Linked DNA regions of Homo sapiens: region 1 is linked to region 2. A link is a loop called in an ENCODE intact Hi-C map of the cell type or tissue named here. Cell type or tissue: gastrocnemius medialis. All regions are shown on one strand. Each heading gives the region's core, and the rest is flanking DNA. Links, peaks and the distances in the headings are about the cores only. Region 1 has its middle 11 kb from the start of NAT8. Region 2 holds the start of DUSP11 (dual specificity phosphatase 11).

The links. Hi-C counts contacts between places; a loop is a spot of excess contacts. Peaks named below come from ENCODE experiments on the same cell type or tissue, not always from the same donor. Only the 100,000 strongest peaks of a DNase experiment are listed, where the experiment ranks them.
Region 1: a loop joins it to region 2, with 5 times the contacts of the local background. A loop is called at or near these places in 1 of 110 quality-filtered maps.

Annotation. Positions count from the first base shown.
Region 1 is chr2:73,625,123-73,636,831 of GRCh38, reverse strand. No RefSeq gene overlaps it. Among named protein-coding and RNA genes, the nearest start is that of NAT8, 11 kb to the left of the region's middle. In gastrocnemius medialis, for the core only: CTCF peaks have their summits at 5,789 and 5,996 (motif pointing left); no DNase peak of the experiment used is centred there.
Region 2 is chr2:73,773,559-73,785,267 of GRCh38, reverse strand. It overlaps DUSP11 (dual specificity phosphatase 11), which reads left to right and starts at 5,165. Exons shown (of 9, transcript NM_003584.3): 1 at 5,165-5,394; 2 at 6,892-6,967; 3 at 10,224-10,355; 4 at 11,345-11,468. The coding sequence starts at 5,294. C2orf78 (chromosome 2 open reading frame 78) reads right to left here and starts at 1,085. Exons shown (of 3, transcript NM_001080474.3): 1 at 862-1,085. The coding sequence starts at 958. RefSeq lists enhancers at 5,194-5,263, 5,344-5,393, 5,524-5,673. In gastrocnemius medialis, for the core only: a CTCF peak has its summit at 5,067; DNase peaks (open chromatin) are centred at 5,097 and 5,452; H3K4me3 peaks cover 2,425 bases; H3K27ac peaks cover 1,335 bases.

The sequences.
Region 1 (11,709 bases), core at 1,883-9,882, 150 kb after region 2:
ACAGGCCCCAGCTTGAGTAAAAAGGAGATATGAAGCTGTATGATGTTCCATTAACTGTAACATCTACCTCTTGTTTTTTTTTTTTTTTTTTTTTCTTGAGACAGGGTCTTGCTCTGTCACCCAGGCTGGAGTGCAGTGGGGTGATCTCAGCTCACTGCAACCTGTGACTCCTGGGTTCAAGCAATTCTCCTGCCTCAGCCTCCCAAGTAGCTGGGACTACAGGCACGTGCCACCATGCCTGGCTAATTTTTTGTACTTAGTAGAGACAGGGTTTCACCATGGTGGGCAGGCTGGTCTCGAACTCCTGACCTCAGGCGATCCACCTGCCTTGGCCTCCCAAAGTGCTGGGATTACAGGCATGAGCCATTGCACCAGGCCACATCTACCTTTTGGAGAGTAGTGTCTACCTGTCTGAAACACTGGGATGTTTGATTGGCTATAAAATCCAAGACCCCACATATGGATTAGCTTTGGATTCCATACAACTAGTATCCCACTACCACCAAGAGTGAGCCCCCAGGAACCCCACTGGAATCTTTCCTCAGTGGAAACTAGCTTATCTTTGTCTATTTCAAAGCTAGTGCTAATTTCAGTTATTGACTATTTTGGCCTCCAATCATAAGAGCTGTTAGGAGAATTTTTAGGTGAAACTATTTGAAAGGCAGGAGTGAGCCAGACCAAATAGCAAGATCTGAGCCAACGAAGAGGCAGAATGAAATATGCAGATTATCCACAGACCCAAAATAGGTCCTTGGGAGTTGAAAAACAGGGCTACCTAGTTGCATTTGAGCAGGGTTCAGTTAGATTTGTTCATTAATAAATCTGCATAGCTGCTGAACAAAATCCATTGAGAAATTGACCTTTTTGTGCCCCTCTTATAGCATGTTGTAAGGGTATATAAAACATTTGGTAAAAAGAGACCCTGTTGAATTTAATCTGGTGACATTATACAAGCAATTACTTGTACTCACATAGGTAAATCCCAAATCTTGAGTACATGATGCCTGAAAGCACAATATATCTTTTGCAGTCATCACTTGGATTGGTTTTCTATACTTTGGTAATGATCAGGTTATTAATTGAAACAGTTAAGGCAGGGTGTGGTGGCTCACGCCTGTAATCCCAGAACTTTGGGAAACCAAGGCTGGCAGATCACTTGAGGCCAGGAGGTTCAAGACAAGCCTGGCCAGCATAGCAAAACCCTGTCTCTACAAAAAATTCAAAAATCAGCTGGATGCGGTGGTGCACGCCTGTAGTCCCAGCTACTTGGGTGGCTGAGGCAGGAGAATCCCTTGAACCTGGGAGGTGGAGGCTGCAGTGAGCCAAGATCAGGCCACTGCACTCCAACCTTGGCAACAGAGTGAGACTGTCTCAAAAAAAGAAAAAAAAAAAAAAAGGAAAAGTTAAAGTGTTCTTTTTAGTGAGTGCAGGAAAGCAAGTAGCAGTGGTGTTCAGAATATCAAGGATAGCTTTCCATCCTTCCCTTGGAATTTTGGGGTGACTCTCATTGGGAACATGGAGAGGCACTGGCATTAGTGGAATTGTTTCCTTATATTTTTTTGGCAATAAACAACAAACCCAATAATCCACAAACTCTGGTTCTGTGCTACAGCAGATGCTCAAGCTAAAGGCATCCACTGGTTATGGTCCCATGGATTTTTCTGTAGGGAAAAAGAAAGAATTAGGGCAACAGGAAATGAGGAGAAAAGAAAAAAATGTAAGGCTTTCATGATGATACAGAAGTCTTCATCTGTGATCTTGGGAAAGCTGTCCACAACTAGAATGTCATCTGCTCTGGAGATTTTTCCTTAGACAGCTTTACCTTAAAGTCTCTAGCAGATGTACAGTTCCAGGAGTCTGAAGAGGTCCTTTTGAGTTGTGAGGTGTGGACCCAAGTTTCAAGGCCCTGAAGCTTCACTGCAGTGTAGGTGTTGAGAAGAACTCGGCACAGTCCCTTCCAAAGAGTTGTCAAGAGCAGCCTTCCTCTGATGTCATTTCCAGAAGACAGAATCTCCAGGTTCTAGACTGTGGAAGGTTTGATTATCCTCAATTGGTGGATCTTGAAAAGCTTCCTTTATCTGGTGAAAGCACACTTGGTATAATGGCCTTGCAGTACTTACTTATATCAGAATTTCAGAGAGAGAAAGATGCAAGAGGTTTTACTACTGGGGCATAGGCCTTCTAGTGACTATTTCATAAGGGGTCCACTTCTGTTTTTTAGTGAGTGGATCTGACTGCCATTAAATCCAATGATAGTACCTTTGGCCAAGGCAACCCAACTGATTCAGTTAACTTTGCCAATTTCAGTTTTAATATGTCATTTGTTTTTTCAACCTTTTCAGAAGACTGAGTGTGCTAGGGATAATGGTAGTACCATTGTGTCCATAAAACCTTGTTTAACTGCTTTATAACTTGCCTAATAAAATGAATTCCCCCATTGCTGGGGATTTTTCCAGGGATGCTCCATAAAGAAAACACATTTTCTAATATTTTCTTAGCTACTGTCACAGCATCAGCTTTCCTACACAGGAAGGCCTCTAACCAACCAGAAAACATGGAAACTATTACAAGAACATACTGAGACCCACATTGAAGGTGGCAACTGAATGAAGTCCATGTATAATTGTTCAAATGGTCCATTAGGTGTTGAAAATACAATACACCACCTGAATCTTTCGTTTTTCCAGGACTATGGGTTTGACTAGCCAACATTGGTTATAAAATATTCTAGCAGGCTGGGTGCAGTGGCTCATACCTGTAATCCCAGCACTTTGGGAGGCCGAGGCAGGTGGATCATGAGGTCAGGAGATCGAGACCATCCTGGCTAACATGGTGAAACCCCATATCTACTAAAAATAAAAAAAATTAGCCAGGCGTGGTGGCATATACCTGTAGTCCCAGCTACTCGGGAGACTGAGGCAGGAGAATCACTTGAACCAGGAAGGTGGAGGGTGCAGTGAGCCACGATCGCACGACTGCACTCCACCCTGGGTGACAGAGTGAGACCCCATCTCAAAAAAAAAAAAATATTCTAGCAATTTTGGAACAGTCATCCCACAAGTATTTTTTCACAACTTGGATGAATTTTTCTGTTCCATGATGAGTTGTGGAGTTCAAAGCTTTTGACAATGGAAGCTTCAAAGACTCGGGAAAGACCAGGCAGCCATCTAGGCCCTCTGCAAGTTTGCACTTAACATTGAATTTATATCCTTTTAGATACCAGTTTTGTTTTTCCAAATGAGGTGCATTGCATTCTTTATTAAATAGGTCATTGTAAGGTAGTTGGCTTGGATTAATCTTACGAAGTTCGTTCATGTTGCATATCTGAACAGTTTCAGTACTAGCTGATTTAGCATAAATATCTGCTAAGCATTCCCTTGATATTCAGGTTCAGTTCTGCAGGTATGAGCTTCGATCAATAACAGCAATCTAGTGGTTTATCTAATTGGAGTCCTTTTTTGATGGTGATCCCACTAGAAGTGAGAAACCCTTAGAGTTTCCCTATCATGCCAAAATCATGTACTACTCCTAAAGCGTATCTACTATCTGTCTAAACACTTACCGGTTTGTCTTTAGCTATATGACAAGCTCGGGTGAGGGCAAAAATCTTCGAGGGTTAAGCTGACTTATAGAGCTTAGACTAATAGAGCTGACTAATAGAGGAAGGATTCCCTTCTCTATTAACTCATTTTGGTAACAGCATATCCTAGCTGATATTTTCCTTCTGAGCTTTTGGCATAGGACCCATCAACAAAAGTATTAGCTCAGGATTGTCCAATGGACTAACTTGTAAATCAACATGAGGGGCCACTATTTCTGATGCTACACTTATGCAATTGTGGTCTTCACCATCATCAGGCAGCAGTAATACAGGGGCATGGTTAAGTAAATTGCAGTGTTTTAGATAGAGATTAGAGGGAGACAGAGCATTTCATAAGATGTTAGTCTACTTACTAAAAAATGCTGGGTTTGGGTGGAATTTAGCATGTGGGACTTCCATATTAAGTTCATTTCCTAAAACCACATCAGCTGAAGCTTCTTTCAGCCTGGTTGCTGCTGCTACTGCTTTTAAACAGTTAGGATATACCTTAGCTACTGGGTCTAATTGCAGGCTATAATATGCAATGGGCCTATGTTTCTCCCCATGTTCCTGGGTAAGAACTCCTAAATGCCTGATTATTACTTTCATAAGCCAATTAGGTAAACAGTTTAGTGCAATTTGGAAGTCCTAAAGCTGGAGGCTGTTATAAGGCCAATTTTATTTAGCTAAAAGCTTGCTCATGACTATCATCCCAAGGTAAAGGCTCTGGTACAGCATTTTTTAGTGAGCTCATACAACGGTGAGGCTATTAAGGAAAAATTCAGAACCCAGGAATTTTATATCCTGCAAGTGTAAGAATATATCCTGCAAGTCCAAGAAAATATCCTGCAAGTCCAAGAAAATATCCTGCAAGTCCAAGAAAATATCCTGCAAGTCCAAGAAAACCTCTTAATTATCTTTTGGTTGCAGGCCAAGGAAAATTTTGAAGAGTTTTTAACTTTTTAGGTGAGAGGGAAACACCATCAAATAATGTCCCAAATAATGGACTTTTTCCCCTTGAAAACTGAAGTTTTTCTACTGAAGCTTTGTGACCTTGATGTGTGAGTTGTGTAAAAGGTAAACTGAGTCCATTTCAGAGTACTCTTTAGTGGGAGAGCATACAGTAAGTCATCCACGTACTGAATGAGAGTAGAATTTTGAGGAAACTATAATGTCATTAAGTCCTGATGCAATGCCTGGGAAAACACAAAGAGGCTTCGGTAAACCCTTGCAGCATCACAATCTGGGGGTACTGTTGACTTTTCCAAGTGAAGGCAAATAAGCATAGACTCTCCTTATAAACTGGATTGTAAAAAAAGGCTGAGCAGAGAACTAATATTGTGAACCACTTAAGAATCAGCATGTATCTTGGATAATGAAGTATTAGGATTTGGAACTATAGGAAACCTTGCTACTACAATTTTGTTAACTGCCCATAAATCTTGAACAAATCTTCAACCTCATCCATTTGGTTTATTTTAACCAGTAGGATTGGAGGGTTATAAGGGCTGGTGCATAGAATTATAAGTCCCTGTCTAATGAAATCTTTTACAATTGGCAAGAGCCCTTGAATTGCTTCTAGTTTTAGTGGATATTGGGTACTTTAGGCAAAAGTTTAGAGTGGTCTATTTGGAGGTTAATAGGTGACACACTTTAAATTCTTCCTGTATCAGTTGAGGAAGAGGCCCATAAATATTTAGGTATTTTTGGAAGATCAGGCATTACAGGCCTGAGTTTCGATCCTATTAATATCTGCCTATAGAGAACATAACAATTCTGGTTCAGGAGAATCAGGAAACTGATTCTTATTCCAAGGAAAATTTTACACCCTCCCCACTTTTAAAAATTTTTTATTTTAAAAAATTTCAATAGTTTTGGGAGTACAGGTGGTTTTTGGTTACATGGACAAGTTCTTTACTGCTGATTTCTGAGATTTTAGTGTGCCCATTTCCCAAGCAGTTTACAATGTACCCAATAGGTAGTCTTCTATGCCCTTTCAGCTTTGAAAGTAAATCTCCCTCTAGCAAATTTACTGGAGCACTATCACATAGTACAACAGTGTGATTTTTTGAAAAATGCCCCAAAGTCAATTGGACGGGTTCAGATATGGGAAACTCTTGAATTTGATTTGAAACCCCAACCACAGAAATAGCCTTTTTAACTCTGAGGGATCTGTTGGCTTATGAAAGTGTGTTTTATGGTAGTGGCAGATAAGGTAGCTCTGGTATCCACCAAGACTATACATGAGTCCCCAGTTACTGTAACCTCTGTTTCTCCATATTCTTTTAAGGGTATTATGAGGAGCAATATACTGTGAAATCCCTCAGAGCCGCTTCAATGCTGATTATCTTCAGGAGAGCTAAGGTCTCTTGTGCTCCCTCTAGTGGTGAAACAGGCTGGCCTAAAGGGAGGGTCATTGGTGGGCTGATATAAAAGGGCACAATCCCTATTCCACTGTCCTGGTTGTTTGCAATAAGGCAGACATCTTAGGGTGAAGAATTTCTTGGTCTAATACCTCTTGGTTGTGATTTAAAATGAGAATGAGAAGATCCCTTTGGTCTTGGCCCCTGTAACTGTTGTAATTGAAGAGTCATAAGCTTGTTAGCCTTTTGGGTTTTTTCTTGCTCTACAGTCCTCTCAAAATGTTCAGCTAGAGCCACCAATTCAGTCATGGCTGTAACTTCCCATCCGAGTTTACGTTTTCTAATTAAATTTCTAAGTTCAGGATGAAGTCCATTTATAAATAGAGTAGTTAATACCATTTCAGTCCCTGCAGGAAATACTCCTTGTTAGTACTTTAAGCCCAGAATGTTTCACATTATTTCTAAGCAAGTTCTGTAATCTGACACTGGTTCATTCTTTTTTTTTTTTTTTGGTTTACAAGATTGTATGATGTACCAATCAACTTTTGTGGAAAAAATTTAGTATTTGAATTTAAAAGATTTTCAGCAATTTTTTTTCCTTTTTTTTTTTTTTTTTTTGAGACAGGGTCTTGCTCTGCTATCCAGGCTGGAGTGCAGTGGCACAGTCATGGCTCACAGTAGCCTCAAGCTCCCAGGCTCAGGTGATCCTCCCACTTCAGCCTCATAAGTAGCTGGGTCTACAGGCATGTGCCATCATGCCCAGCTAACTATCTGTATTTTTCGTATAGACAGGCTTTTGCCATGTTGCCCAGGCTGGGATTTTCAGCAATATTTCTAGCTCCTGTTGGGCCTTCTCATGAGGAGGCTTTGTGTGTGTGTGTGTGGGGGGGGGGGGTGCGGGGGGGGGGTGCGGGGGGGGGGGTTTTAATATCTTTCTCAGGTTTCTTCCATTCTGCTGCTGCCATCCATTTTTGAGCTTCACCAGGCCTCCATATCATATGAATAAATTGTCATATGAACCTTTGTCAGGGAGTCCTGGATCATAGTCTCCTATGAGGAGTCTAAACTCCTTAGTCAAGTTTTGAGGATTTTCTCTTAGATCAGGGAAGTCTTCTAAAATAGCTCTAAGCTCAGTTTTAGACCATGGAGTGAAAGTGGTTATAGCAGGCAGGCCTGGATAATCAGAAGGTCTTCCTTTGTGAGGCGTACATCTAATTCCTCCTTTTTCATCATCTTCAGAGTGAAAGGTTGATCTAGCAAAAAGGTTAGTAGACTCAGAGTACGTAGGTAGAGATGGATAAAGAGAAGAATCAGTTGGGGTTAGTTCAGTGAGAGTACAGTTCTCTTTCATCATGTCCTTAGCCTGTTGCTTAAACTGTTCATTTGCTTTTGCAAAGTATCTTTTAAGGAGGGAATTTTTCATTCGTTTAGTCTTTTAGAGGCTTCCATGTACCAATGAAAGACTATATCCCAATGTTTTTGTGGGGTTTTGATCCCCCTTTTTCTAATATGCCTTGCAAATAAACAATTTTATACAAATTAAAACTTCCCCATTGTGGCCATCTTTTCTCTAGTAAGGTTAATCTGTTTTTCTAAAGATGCACACATTCTGGGCCTAAAATTTTATATACAAAATTAGATGGAGTCCCAGAAGGTAGATTCCTAGAATCCTTGGATTGAGACAAACCCATTATCAAAAAAAAAAAAAAAAAAAAAGTGCCTAGTAGAGGTCTGAGGCTCTAACAGAACCCAATCCAGTTAATTGATTCAAATTTGATCCTGAACCCAGTCCACTTAAATATTGCTCAAATAAACTTGGAGAGCTCCAATTAGAACACAAATTAGTGGAACTCTGAATCCAAGAGAAAACCCATCTACAACCTCCAGTTACAATCAAAAGATCAGTGAGCACAACTGGCCTGGTCACCTGGTGTTCCTGTAGGTCACCAGAGTTTTACTTCAAACTGCACTTCCAACACCAGATCTGGTAAAAGAAAAACCTTAGACAAACTAAATTTAACAGAATTTAATTGAGGAGAAAAAAAAAAAGACAATTCACAAATCAGGCAGTCCCTAGAATCACAGCAGATTCAGAGCAACACCAGAGATGCTATGTGGTCGGAAAAAACCTTATGAATAGAAAAAGGAAAGTGACATGCAGAAAACCAAAGTGAGGTACAGAAATAGCCAAATTGGTTACAGCATGGTGTTTGCCTTATTTGAACATGGTTTGAACAATAGGCTGCCTGTGAGTACTGAAGTATGGCTGCTGAGATTGGCTGAGGCTCAGTTATTGCTACAGAAGCATCCTTCTAAGTTAGGTTTTCAGTCGTCCTACCTACAAAGTTAGGTTATGGTTCATCCTTAAGGACTCAAGTATGGGAGTGAGGAGGCTTTCTCAGGCCAGATTTTAGTTTGATTTAATAGTTCCAAATTTAAGTCAGTCCTTTGCTCCAATATCTGATCATAGGCTATTAGAAGCAGCCAGGCCATTTCTTGAATGCTTTGCTGCTTAGACATTTCTTCTACCAGATACCCTAAGTCATTACTCTTAAGTTCAGCCTTCCACAAAGCCCTAGGACATAGATACAATGCAGCCAAGTTCTTTGCTAGGGCATAACAAGGGTGATCTTTGCTCCAGTTCCCCATAACTTCCTCATTTCCATCTGAGACCTCATCAGGCTGGCCTTTACTGTACATATTTCTGTCCACATTTTGGTTACAACGACATTACAAATCTCTAAGAAGGTCCAAACCTTTTCTCATCTGTCTTCTGGGCCCTCCAGACTCTTTCCAACCGCTGCCTCATACCCAGTTCCAAAGCCACTTCCACATTTTCGGATATCTTTATAGCAACGCCCTACACCTCCGTACCAACTTTCTGTGATAGTCTATTTTGCATTGCTATAAAGAAATATCTGAGACTGGGTAATTTATAATGTAAAGAGGTTTATTTGACTCACAGTTTTTCAGGCTGTACAAGAATCACACTGCTGGCATGTGCCTCTGGTGAGGGTCTCAGGAAGCTTTTACTCATGGGGAAGGGTGAAGGGGGAGCAGTTGTGTCACATGGCAAGAGAGGGAACCAGAGAGATGCCACGCTTTTTTAAACAACCAGCTCTCACATGAACTAATAGAGCAATCAATCATAGGGAGGGCACCAAACCACTCAGGAGGGATCCAGTTCTTATGATCTAAACACCTCCTACTAGGTCCAACCTCTAACACTGGGGGTCACATTTCAACATGAGATTTGAAGACAAATATCCAGACTATATCCACCTTCTAGAGGGGACAGGGCTTCTGCTCCTGGAAATTCAGACCCAGGAATAGGACTTGGCATTCTTCTGCTCCATCTTATGCCCACTCCCCAGCCACACAGAGCTACTTCTACTTCTTCAATACCTGAAGCTCTCTTTCTGCTTGAGGCCTTTGGGCATGTTGTTCCTTTTGCCTGGAACATTCTTATCCCCACCCCATCCCCTTGTTAGTTCAGTGACTCCCTAGCTGCTGAGCCAGGAGGAAGCAGTTCATCCTGTTTTTTTTCTCCCCCCCCGGCAGTTATTGCAATTTAGTCCTTTGCTACTCAAAGTGTGATCCCCAGACCAGTGCAGCAGCCTTGCCTAGAAGTGTATTAAAACTAAGTGTGGGGTCGGCCAGGCGCGGTGGCTCACGCCTGTAATCCCACCACTTTGTGAGGCCGAGGCAGGCGGATCACCTGAGGTCCGGAGCTCGAGACCGGCCTGACCAACATGGAGAAACCCCATCTCTACTAAAAATACAAAATTAGCCAGGCGTGGTGGCGCATGCCTGTAATCCCAGCTACTCTGGAGGCTGAGGCAGGAGAATGGCTTGAATCCGGGAGGCGGAGGTTGCTGTGAGTCGAGATTGCACCTCTGCACTCCAGCCTGGGCGAGAGCGAAACTCCGTCTCAAAAAAAAAAAAAAGTGTGGGGTCTATGGCCATACCACCCTGAACACACCCAATCTTGTCTGATCTAGAAAAATAAGTGTGGGTACGACGTTTATTATGCCCACAAGATTAACATTAGCAAAACAGTATGAATCTTGCACAGCTTCTTCCTAAATGCAACACAGCAGCCACCCTCCCATGAGGCAGAGAAATTCAGGTGTGTCCTCTGCTGGTCGACGCTCCCATTGCCTGGGCATCGATGGGCAGTGCTGATTTGCTGATGGCCAGGGAGAGAAGAGGGACCAGCTGCCCTGACTGGTGCTCATCTTCCTTGGACCAAGTCTACACTCACTGCCAAGGGAGTTACAAGCACTTCTTTCCTGAAGGACTCAGATAGGAGGCCCAAAGCTGTAGGAGGGAATGCTTGTGTGTTTGTGAATTGGGGGAGGGTATTATTGGGGCAAGATAGTGGGCTCGTGGTAACAAGAAGTTAAACCGGAACTTCACACTGAGGCACTGGATATAATAGGTAAGAAATTCTGCTGTGAGATCTGACACCAAAATGAGGAAATGCCAAAGGAGGCTGTCAAGAACGGTTTGGGGTTGCCAGGGTTTGAGGGGAAGGGGATGTGAGGAGTGACGGTTCCATGACGACAGGTTTCCTTCCTGGGTAATGAAAATGTTTTGGGGCTTGATATGGGTGTTGCTTGCAAAACACTGTGAATGTACCAAATGGCAGGGAACTGTATACTTGAAAATGGCTAACTGTATGTTATGTAAATTTTGTCTCCATGTATTGGGAAAAAAGAAGAGTTTAGGTGGCTCTAAAACTCACAAGGAGTATAAGAAGGGTTAGAGAAGACACTGAGGGATTTTTTTATGGGGAGAGTTGCTGCTGTGCTGAATCTGCCCTCACCTAGCTCCGGCCAAGGGGCCGATGGGCGGTGCCACTGTGACCTCCAGACAGCTTCTTGGCCAAGGTGACTCCAAGTCCTTCTCTGCCAGGGAGCACCAGGACTGATGTTGACACTTGCCAGAGGAATCTGGAAGTCAAAGTCCACACCTATTGGCCTGGAACTCTGGCTGAGGTAGAATGTTGCTGCGGTGTGTGTGTGTGTGTGTGTGTGTGTGTGTGTGTGTGTGTGTGTGTGTGTCAGAGAGAGAGACAGAGAAGGCAGGGGGAGAGAAAGAGAGAGGAGATGGTGGGGGAGAGAGAGAGACAGAGAGAGAGAGGAAACAGAGAGTGGGGAAGAGGAGGGTAGAGAGATAGTGAAAGGAAAAGAAAGGAATGACAGAGAGGGAGAGGGAGTGATTGCTTTGCCTGAACTGGGGCTGTTTTCGGTGGCAGTGGATGAGGCCAGCCCTTGGGAATGTAAGGGCTTCCAGGGAACGGCAAATGCAGATTTGTGATTTGTACATGGAACTCTATGGGCAAGCATAGGGTAGGAGACTGATAGTTTTCCAGAAAGTAGGAAGGAGGGAGGGCATGTTCTAAGATAATTTTAGAGGTCAATGACTTGGACCCATTAGTGAGAAAATCTAGACTGTTAATTCCAAACTTCCTTTCAGCTCTCTTCAGCTAATAAGTAATTTGTTCAGTTTGAAGGATGGTATTTTATTCTGAACCTGGTAAAATTGTAATGACATTCAGATTTCCTTTTACATATTGCTTACTGGTTAAATTAGAATTTCTTTTTTTGCTTCATTTTTGTTTTACATGTGTGCACATGTGAAGATGTGCGTACATGCAGGGAAAGTCAGCCAGCCTGAGACAATCTCCCCTTCCTTTTTTTCCCCCTAGTTTTTATTATGGTAAAATATATATAACATACAACCATTTTAACGTGTACAGTT
Region 2 (11,709 bases), core at 2,030-10,029:
CCCAGGCTGAAGTCCAGTGGTATGAACATGGCTCACTGCAGTCTCAGCCTCCTGGGCTCAAGCAGTCCTCTGATCCTCCCACCTCAGCCTCCTGCGTAGCTGGCATACACCCAACCCTGGCTGAGTCTTAAAAAGTTTTTGTAGAGATGGGGTCTTGCCATGTTGCCCAGACTGGCCGGGAACTCCTAGGCCCAAAGCGATCCTCCCACCTCAGGCTCCCAAAGCATTGACATTGCAGGCATGAGCTACCACGCCCAACTGAATATTAAAAACATCACTACACATCAGTAAACATCACTAAATTTAAAATAGGAAAGTTGAAATATTAGTGAGGGAGATGGCCTCCCAAAGTGCTGAGATTACAGGTGTGAGCCACCGTGCCTGGCTGAATATTATTTAAAACATCACTAAACATCACTAAATTTAAAATACGAAAGTTGAAATATTAGTGGAGGGAGGCTATTACACATGAAACATCTCAGAATATATTGCTAGTTTTCTAGACCACTTTGGTTTTTTCTCTGTTTCTGTTGAAATGAACACTCTCAGAAAGTCTCTGATTTCATTTTCTATACGTATACCCTTTAAGACTCAGTATTAGAAAAGAAAAGGGCCAGGGGGAATAACCAGTCTATTATCCTAGTGTAATAGATGAGGAAACAGATTTTGTGAGAGAATAAAAGTTATCTAAAGTCACACAGCTAGTAAATGTCAAAGCCAAAACTGAAATGAGGTCTCTGGATTTCTACTTCAATACTTTCCCTGTTATTCCAAGCTGTTTGGGAATATAGGGGGAAAGAAATCTAAATTTAGTGGCAAAGAAATCTCATGAAAACCTTTTTAAAAAGTTTCTCTCTTTACCTGACATGGTCAGAGAAGAAGAAACATCAACTGCAGATAGAAGGGAAGAAGAGACGATACTAGCGGATGTCTGGGTGGCTGAAGCCAACCAGTGCATGTGTCCAGTATGAAGGCCACTGGTCACTGGTTACTGGTCACTGGCCCCTTGTGATGATACAAATTTACAGGCCACGCCCAGGAAACCCCAAGATGCTACCAGGTGGTGGTCGGTTTGGTGGGAGAATGATGTCACAAAGCAGGCAGTTTAAAGGTCTGCGATAGCCAATAGGGAGGTCAGATTCCCCACAAGACAGGATTGGCTGGCAGAGGTGGTAGGAAAGGTGTAACAGCACTAAGTGGCTGAGCTCTGGGGAGGTGAAATCTGCAAGACAGACATGATAGTCCCACTTTCCCCCAGGCTCTCATGTTAGGGAGATCATCTCAATGTTTCTCATAAATGTTCACTAATATAATTAACTAACATTTATATTTTATATGTTACATTTCATAATATGTAATAGTATGCATTTATAATTATATAGTACATACACAATATCCTTGGGGAGAAAGGAAAGGGATGTTTAAGTTGAGCAATTACAGTTGTTCTAAAACTATTTCAGTGAATCTGATTAATGAATTTACTGCTGCTTTTTAATTTTATTGTATTTTTTGTGAGATGGAGTCTGGCTCTGTCGCCCAGGCTGGAGTGCAGTGGCGTGACCTCGGCTCACTGCAAGCTCCACCTCCCAGGTTCATGCCATTCTCCTGACTCAGCCTCCTGAGTCCTGCCACTTCGCCTGGCTAATTTTTTGTATTTTTGGTAGAGACGGGGTTTCACCCTGTTAGCCAGGATGATCTCGATCACCTGACCTCGTGATCGGTCTTCCCCTGCCTCCCAAAGTGCTGGGATTACAGGCGGGAGCCACGGCGCCCGGCCCTGCTGCCGCTTTTAAGGGCCAAAGAAGGGATTAAAGAGCCTTCTTTTGTAACTTGGTTGAACGGCAAAGTTCGTTGACTGCCCATTGTAGGAAAGGATGTGGTCCAAGGCTCTTCTCTTTTAGTTTCTTCTCCTTGAATCCTACCTTCTTTGGGCTGGGCCAGGTTGGACTTGGATCTCTCTTCTGCTCTCCTTTTTTTAACCCCTTGATTTTAGGCATCGTTTCTGGGCCAAGCCTTGATCTTGCATTTTTACATTTGTGGATATTCCTTCTTGTCAACTTCCAGAGCAGGAGTCTTCTTTTCAGTGTCCGGATGTTTGGAATACGGACTCTGCTTATGAGAAGCAAACACCAGAGAGGTAGAAGACAAGGCTGACTGCAGACCTTCCCTCTTCTAGCCTTTGGTCACATTTCTTTTGCCCATGGTTTGCTACCTCTGGCTCCTTGGGCCACACAGACACCCTGCCATCCTGCTCTTTTATACGTGAGAAGCATTCAGGATACTTTCTTTCTTCTCACATAAGGGGATCCAGTATGGCAGTTACTTTTAGCCTCCTCTCTCTTGCAAACAGCCACTATAGAATCTTGGGCCTTTGGGATATCCTGTCAGCCATGCTTGGGTGCAAGGGCTAGGCAAAATGAAGAATTTAAGCATTTAGTGGAGAATAGGAAACAGGCAAGTTGAGGGTACAGGGAAAAAGAGATTTGTGTGGATTTTTTGGTTTATGTGACAAACAATTCGACACACTTATTTTGTATTAATAGAACATAGAATTTAATATTTTTTATGTAGCTAGTCCAGAACTTCCATTACTTCTGTACACTGAAGAAAATAATCATAATATTCTTTTTCCATTATGTTTTATGTCATATTACCTCATTTATGTTATTCATTAGTATGTCTGGTTACTTTCTAGGAACCCTATTCCGCCTAGGTCTGGATTTTCTTGTGTCAACTATAACTGAGTTTGTTCTCACCCCAATGTTGTGTCTTTTAGCAAATTGAAAGTGTAAGCCCAATACAGCTTTTCTAGCTTCTGAAAGATTTATGTCACGTTTTGTATCTTGTCATGTCTATAGACATTTGTAACATTTGTAGTTTTGGGCTACTATACACCTATTGGAATTTTTCATGCATTTCAGAAAAACATTGTATTATTTATTTATTTATTTCGTGATACAGAGTCTCGCTCTGTTGCCCAGGCTGGAGTGCAATGGCACAATCTTGGCTCACTGCAACCTCCGCCTCCCATGTTCAAGCCATTCTCCTGCCTCAGCCTCCCAAGTACCCTGGACTACAGGTATGAGCCACCACGCCCAGCTAATTTCTGTATTTTTAGTAGAGATAGGATTTTACCATGTTGGCCAGGTTGATCTCTAACTCCTGACCTCAAGTGACCTGCCCGCCTCGGCCTCCCAAAGTGCTGGAATTACAGGCATGAGCCACCATGCCCGGCCACAATATTTTACAATTTAATGTCAAATTTGAATGTGGGCTGGGCGCAGGGGCTCACGCCTGTCATCCCAGCACTTTGGGAGGCCGAAGAGAGCAGATGACTTGAGGTCAGGAGTTCAAGACCAGCCTGGCCAACTTGGTGAAACCTTGTCTTTACTAAAAATACAAAAATTAGCCGGGCATGGTGGCACACGCCTGTAGTCGCAGCTACTCAAGAGGCTGAGGCAGGAGAATTGCTTGAACCCAGGAGGCAGAGGTTGCAGTGAGCTGAGATCGCGCCACTGCACTCTAGCCTGGGTGACAGAGAGAGACTCCATCTCAACAACAACAACAACAAATAATTAAATGTTCCTAATTGTAGGTTTGTTATGTTCTGCTATCCTGTCTTTTTCTTTTTCCAATGAACAATTTATGAATATTGACACATTTTTAATGATGTGGAAATTTTCAGAATTGTAAATGTTTATGTATTTAAAACTGGTTGGAAAAGTACTGTCTCAAAAATGTTAATAAAGCTAGCAGTCTAGCTTTATTAATATTCATTTATTCAATAGCTCTGACCTTTCTTATCCTTGGTTTACCCAGCTCTGAAATGGTTGCAAAGATTACTAAAAATATATGTAAGTTACTTTCATAAATTAGAAACTAAGAAGTAAAAATTACTTTCAAAAATCTGCCATTGGCCAGGTGCGGTGGCTCAAGCCTGTAATCCCAGCACTTTCGGAGGTCGAGGAGTGCTGATCATGAGGTCAAGACATCGAGACCATCCTGGCCAACATGGAGAAACCCTGTCTCTACTAAAATACAAAAAATTGGCTGGGAGTCGTGGCATGCACCTGTAGTCCCAGCTACTCAGGAGGTTGAGGCAGGGAGAATTGCTTGAACCCGGGAGGCGGAGGTTGCAGTGAGCTGAGATGGCACCACTGCACTCCAGCCTGGTGGCAGAGTGAGACTGGGTCTCAAAAAAAAAAAAAAAAAGTCTGCAATCATAATTACTTACAGTTTAATCTGGAATTTAGTACTCTATTCTATTTTCAAAGCTGCTATAGGGTATGCTGTCCTTTGTAGTTCCACTTTTAGCAGAATTGAACGTTTTTCTAACGGGTACAGATCTTTATGCTTGAGACTGTGTGGAAACCTTGGACTTGAGCTCCACTCTCAGTTATTTTTTGTATTTGCTAAAACTTAAATACATTCTGTCCACCTCTAGCATGATACCTGGTATGTGATAGGAACCCAATAAAAGTTTGGCTTTGATGGGAGTGTATGTTTCTACATTATTTTTGGAGGGTAATTAGGTAGTATCTTTCCAAATTTTAAGTTTGTATGTGTTTCATTCCAGACATTCTACTTCTAGGAATTTAGATATAGTTGTATATATGTATAAGGATGTTCACATTGCAGCATTGTCTGTAACAAGATTTGAAAAGAACCTGAAAACAACTAAAGGTCCATTAATATTGAACTGGCTAAATACGTTATGGTACTTTTAATTATGTTACTCATAAGCAAGTAAATTGCCTATAGCCATTAAAAATAGAATCTATGTATGCATAAATTGACTGGGATAATCAGTGTTTAAGGTATACTGTAGAATATGTACAGTTACTCCTTTTGTATAAAAATAGAGGATATACATATATGTGAAAGTAAATATGTATACAAAATATGCAAAATGTGAATGTAAGCGCTGGTAAATATCTAGAAGAACACACAAGGAACCGGGGCGTGGGGCGGATCGGGCAGAGGGACTTCCCTGTGCCTCACTGTTTGAATTCTGAAGGGTGCATACACGCCCTTATTGACCTGTGCTACTGGCCTCTGGCTAAAGAGGGCGCTGTAGCCACCAAAGTCCTGTTTACAGATCAGGAGTCTCAGTAAGCCAGCGTGGCTACGCCATCACGACCGGCGGTGGCACATGCGCAATAGCGAGACGCTGGAGCGCGGCGTAGGTGGCTGCCGAGTCTTTTCCTGTTTAGGGTCTTATCCTGGCATTGAGGGCGCCGGACTGGCGCTTTTGGCCGACTTGGCATTGGGTGGGCGGCTTCTTGGGACCCACATGAGCCAGTGGCATCATCCCCGCAGTGGCTGGGGCCGGAGACGCGACTTTTCAGGACGCTCCTCAGCCAAGAAGAAGGGCGGAAACCACATCCCCGAAAGGTAGTATGTCTTGGTCCCTTGGCGTGGCCTTTCCAGCTCGTGGCTTCTGGGTCTGGGCTTCATCGTTTGTGGTCTCTGCCTCTCGCCGTTGCCATCGCAAGCTTGACTTGTCCGCCGCTTGCTTTGAGGCTTTGACCCTCTGCGCCACCCGCTGTAGCTGAAAGGGGCGATGTCTGTGATGTCCTGTGATTTCTCCATATTCTTGTAAAAGGGAGGTTCTGGCCATTGCTCTTAGGTAAAATACGGAAGGATTGCTTTAAGGTGGGACTGTTACTGTTGGGGACACTCCTTAATTCCCAAAATGGAACCTCCTCAATTCCTTGTTACGTTGGCACGGAAAGTGTAATGGTTTGAGTTAGGAACCCAGCAGTAGTAGCGCCCTGAGATCTCACATGGAAAGTTGGTTTGTATTGTTTCCAGAAATCACAAAGAGCATACTTTGTTACTTCCTAACAGGCCTCATTTGAAAGATAACTCCTTTATACGTACAAATGATTAATTTTGAGACTTTGCACGTAGGTGCATTGAACTGTTTTTACTCCTTGAGACCATCCTCCACCATCTCATACCTCAATAAATCCTCTTCATTTTATCTACTATCTTTTGACTGTCACTTTCTGTCAGTACCCTAATACAGGTCTTGCCTGACTTATTGCAGTGGGGTTCTAATTAGTGAATCTCCTGTTTGTTTTCTTCCAATCCGTTTTTTTGTTTTTGTTTTTGGGATGGATTTTTGCTCTTCTCCGCCAGGCTGGAGTGCAATGGTCCAATCTCGGCTCACTGCAACCTCCGCCTCCCGGATTCAAGCGATTCTCCTCCCTCAGCCGCCCAAGTTGCTGGGATTACAGGCGCCCGCCACCACACCCGGCTAATTTTTTTTGTATTTTTAGTAGAGATGGGGTTTCACCATGTGGGTCAGGCTGGTCTCGAACTCCTGACCTCAGGTGATCCACCTGCCTCAGCCTCCCAAATTGCCGGGATTAACAGACGTGAGCCACCGCGCCCGGCCAGTTCCTAGCATTATTAAGTGAAGTTCACAGTCCCTCTTCTAGCAGGTTTTCTCTTAAAATATGAACTTGAAGTTTCCTACTAATTGAACTTTATGGCATCAGTCGTATGAAAACTAAAAGCGTGAAGTGAAATAATTGAATTTAAATTATTTCAGTGAATATGTTTGTATTAATGGCACTTTAGTATCTGGTACTGGGCCAAGTTTAACAGGGATACAGAAGTTCTGGGTATCTCCGGTTTTATATAGGCCTTATTTGAGTTGTACTGTTGTGTTGGCTTGTGTTCGTTTTTATGATGGGGAAACAGGAGAGAAGGACGGTATAGGTCGTTACTTGGTGGGGTTTAATAAGTGGAGTGGCGAAATGCAAAGCAGAGAGGAGAGAGGACATGTTGTGCGGGCTATGATTCCCATTTTCAAAAAGTCTTATTTTGTGCAAGGAAACAAGGCTAACATACAATTTGGCTAACAAAAAATATATCTAATAGGTGGAAAGACTATCTCCCAGTTGGACAGCGGATGCCTGGGACTCGTTTCATTGCTTTCAAAGTTCCTTTGCAAAAGGTAAGCAAAAGTTAATTCAGTATTCTTTCAGGCATCTGAGTTCACCATGCAGAACACTGCTCTCCACTCTATCACATTCCATTTTCTCTTTTTATAGCAAATACTTTGTAATGACCCCTTTACTATCCTGAAATGAAGTTCATAGGTACATACAACCTACTTCATATTTTAAACAAAAATACCAATTAACACCCTAACTATAATATAAAAAATAAAATAAAAGTAATTTATAATAAAATAATATTTATTTCAATATATAAATGTTTGGACATGACTACATTAAAAGACATAGAGTAATAGTTGCCTGCGCCATGAATTCAAGAATTACAAATGTAGACTGATCTAGGTGGGTTGTATTGCTTTAGTGGTAGGAGTTTCTGTAATAGATTTCCAAATATAACAAAGTATAATCTTCATTTGGTTGATAAGGTGATTATTATCCTGGAAAATTCAATATATATTAGTATTGTACAAAAAATACTTTGTGTTTATTTGTGAAATGGAGTTAGGTTCTGAGGCCAAGCTAAATATGAACAGCTTTTTATCTATATTAATCTTGAATAGGACATCCAAAAGCCATTCAGGATGTGGGACACATTTGTAGGACTGTCCTGAATTTGGCAAGTTGTTTAGAATTTGTAACCCTTACCCACTGAATGCCAGTGGGACTCCTTTCCTTCCATGGTCACAATCAGAAATATCCCCCGGATCATCAAGGTCAGGATTTCAGTGGGGAAAATCTGAAGATTGTATTTTTGTTTAAACTAGGAAAGGAATAGGAGGGATAGGAGGGGAAAGCTTTTGACAGCCATAAAAAAGATGAGAAGGTGAAGACAAATAATTGTTTTCTAGATTCCATGTCTTTCTTATTAGACTTCCCCAGCATAGCTCAGATTAGTATCAGGAGAAGCCTACTTGAAACGTTTTGGGAATTTACTTAATTTGTGACTTATAGATCAGATTTCCTTTTTCAACTGCTGTGTCAGCTTCTCTGCATGTCTGGGCTTAAAAATGAGTCATTTCAGGCCAGGCCTGTTGGATCATGTTTGTAATCCAGTACTTTGGGAGGCAAGGTGGGTGTATCGCTTGAGTCCAGGAGTTTTAGACCAGCCTGGGCAACACTGAAACCGTGTCTCTACAAAAAATACAAAAATTAACCAGGCGCGGTGGCGTGTGCTTGTAGTCTCAGCTGCTCAGGAGGCTGAAGTGGGAGGATCGATTGAACCCAGGAGGTCAAGGCTGCAGTGAGCCATGATCATGCCACTGTACTCCAGCCTGGGCAACAGAGCAAGACCCTGTCTCCAAAAAGAAGGTGTTGGAGACACAGGGAATTTTTAGGGAAGTGAAACTATTCTGTGTGATACTCTAAGGGTGGATACATGTTATATATTGATCAAAACCTATAAAAGGGCTTCACGTATATTAACACATTTCACAACAATCCTGTGCTGATGAAGTAGCAGTAGTACTAATATCTCTTACTGAGTGCTTATTCTGCACTAAGCTCAGAGAATAGATGGTTACATCTAATAAATAATTTTGTAGATAATCAAACAGGCTCAGAAAAGGAAGAATCAAAACTTGAACTTAGTTCTTTCTCTCATTTTTTTTGTGGCAAAATATATATAACATAATATGTACATACAATGCATAACATAGAATGAATCACGCATACCTAACCTCTAGACTTTGGTGATAACGATGTGTCAGAGTTGGTTCTTCATTTGTAACAAATGGACCACACTGGTATGGAATGTGGATAGTGGGGGAGTCTGGGTGGGTTGGGGAAGGCAAAGTACATGTGGGAACTATCTGTCCTTTTGGCTCAGTTTTGCTGTGAACCTAAAACTGCTCTGAAAACTAGTCTATTTTTTTTTTTTTTTTTTTGAGATGGTGTCTCGCTTGTCGCCCAGGCTGGAGTGCAGTGGTGTGATCTTGGTTCACTGCAAGCTCTGCCTCCTGGGTTCACGCCATTCTCCTGCCTCTGCCTCCTGAGTAGCTGGAACTACCGGCGCCTGCCACCACGCCTGGCTAATTTTTTTGTGTTTTTAGTAGAGATGGGGTTTCACCGTGTTAGCCAGGATGGTCTCGATCTCCTGACCTCGTGATCCTCCTGCCTCGGCCTCCCAAAGTGCTGGGATTACAGGCTTGAGCCACCGCACCCAGCCAAACTAGTCTATTTTTTAAAAAGTACATTGCTGGCACCTGAGTAGCCAGACAGATTGAAGGAACAGAGCATAAAGTTCAAAAATAAGCCACATACATAAAAGAATATTCAGCAATGAAAGCCATCCTTCATATATGTAGACATGTGAGAAATATTTATTTGTGAGGCCGAGACAGGAGGGTTGCTTGAGCTCAGGAGTTTGAGATCAGCCTGGGCTACATGGCAAGACGGCAAGACCCTATCTCTTTTTTTTTTTTTTTTTTTTTTTTAAATTTTTTTTTTGAGATGGAGTCACTCTGTCACCCAGGCTGGAGTGCAGTGGTGTGATCTCGGCTCACTGCAAGCTCTGCCTCCCGGGTTCACGCCATTCTCCTGCCTCAGCCTCCCGGTAGCTGGGACTACAGGCGCCTGCCACCACCCCTGGCTAATTTTTTGTATTTTTAGTAGAGACGGGGTTTCACAGTGTTAGCCAGGATGGTCTCGATCTCCTGACCTTGTGATCCTCCCGCCTTGGCCTCCCAAAGTGCTGGGATTACAGGTGTGAACCACTGCGCCCAGCTGACCCTATCTCTTTAAAAAAAAAAAAAAAAGGCCAGGTGTGGTGGTTCATGCCTGTAGTCCCAGCTACTTGTGAGGTTGAGGTGGGAGTATTGCTTGAGCCCAGGAGGTGGAGGCTGCAGTGAGCCATGTTTGTGTCACTGCACTCCAGCCTGGATGACGGATGACAGAGCAACACCCTGTTTCAAAAAAAAAAAAAAAAAAAGAAAAGAAATATTTATAAGCACTAAATATGATAAGCACTCCACCTGGAGCTGGAGATACAGTGGTGAATAAAATCTGGGAGATTACAGTCTGATTAGGAGACCAACATGAAACAAATACAGAAATACATATATAGAAGTGGGCTTATTTTTTTCTTTCTGACCACTCTGGAAGAAAGGATTGTTGTAATATACCTTCTATGTTCCAGGAGAATGGAAACTTTCCTTTGAATCTCGTTGTATGTTAGCATCACAGGACTTGAATAAATGCCTAATGTAGTACAGGATTTTAAGCACATATTTGCTCTTATTTCATTCTCTGTGACAGAGTTTTGAAAAGAAACTTGCTCCAGAAGAATGCTTTTCCCCTTTGGATCTTTTTAACAAAATCCGAGAACAAAATGAAGAACTTGGACTGATTATTGATTTAACATATACTCAACGCTATTATAAACCAGAGGTAAGTGGAACCCTTCAATGAAAAGAACTTTCTTCCTTCTGATCCTAAAATAATTTATAGTAATTCAGTAATCATCTTGTGCTAATGTGAAGCTTGGCCTTCTTTGATGGGTAGTAAGTTTAAAAGAGAACCAAGTGATTTCTCTAATTACATGTTTTTAATTGCTGTCTTAAATGGAATATTATTCAGCCATAAAAAAGAATAGATTTAATACGTGCTACAATATGGATGAACCTTAAAAACATGCTTAGTGAAATAAACCAGACACAGAAGGACAAATATATGATTCCACTTGTATGAAGTACCTAGAATAGACAAATTCACAGAGACAGAAAGCAGACTAAAGGATCTATGAGGTGGGGAGAAAAGGGAATTATGGTTTAGTGGTCAGAGTCTTTTTGTCGGGGATGATGAAAAAGTTTTGGGTATAGACAGTGGTGATGGTTACACAATACTGTGAATGTAATGCCACTGAACTATACACTTGTGGATGGTTAAAATGATTTTGACTTAGCCTCTTCTGTCTTTTATCTGTATCTACTTTTCTCCCACCCCAAGAATATCGGTTCTCAATAGTGCCTGGAATTCCCTCTATCTCACAATTCAAATCCAAGTTCTTCTGACTCTATTCTCTACTCTTCTACTTAAATCATAGCTGCTTTATGAAGGCACTGGCCCTTGAATTATAAAATATTAAATGGAACTGTTTATATAATTTATAGTTAAATATGCATTCATTCACATGGAATTTGCTTTCAGTTTTGTATACCTAGTGACTATCTATTATGTAGTTTTATTGAAAATCAAGTGATACTTCCTGGTTGAAGCAGTGTTGGAAAAAATGGCTCTTTTATCAGAATTGTGTATACTGATATTGGCATATTAAGTTTGTTATAATCTCTTGGCTTATATTCTGGGTCCCCTAATTACTCTTTAATTATTTCTCTACAAGTGAAATAATACACATCTTTTATGGTTTTGCTTTATAGGATTTGCCAGAAACTGTTCCTTACTTAAAAATTTTTACAGTTGGACATCAAGTGCCTGATGATGAGACTATTTTTAAATTCAAACACGCTGTTAATGGGTTTTTGAAAGAAAATAAAGATAATGGTGAGTTTTTGTTCTTACCTGAACTGTGGTGTGCATTATGAATGGGGTTGGGGATTTTTGGTATTTTTTTATAGTTCCAACCTCAGACCTGTTGTATTTAATGATGCTAAGGTGATGAAAATGTCAGATGGTGCTAATAGGGTAAGATGTTTTTCCTTTTGTTGATCACAAATAATTTAACTTTGGAATGTTAAATTAGTTTTAGTGCAAAATATGAACTGAACTGGCTCATCTTTCTTTT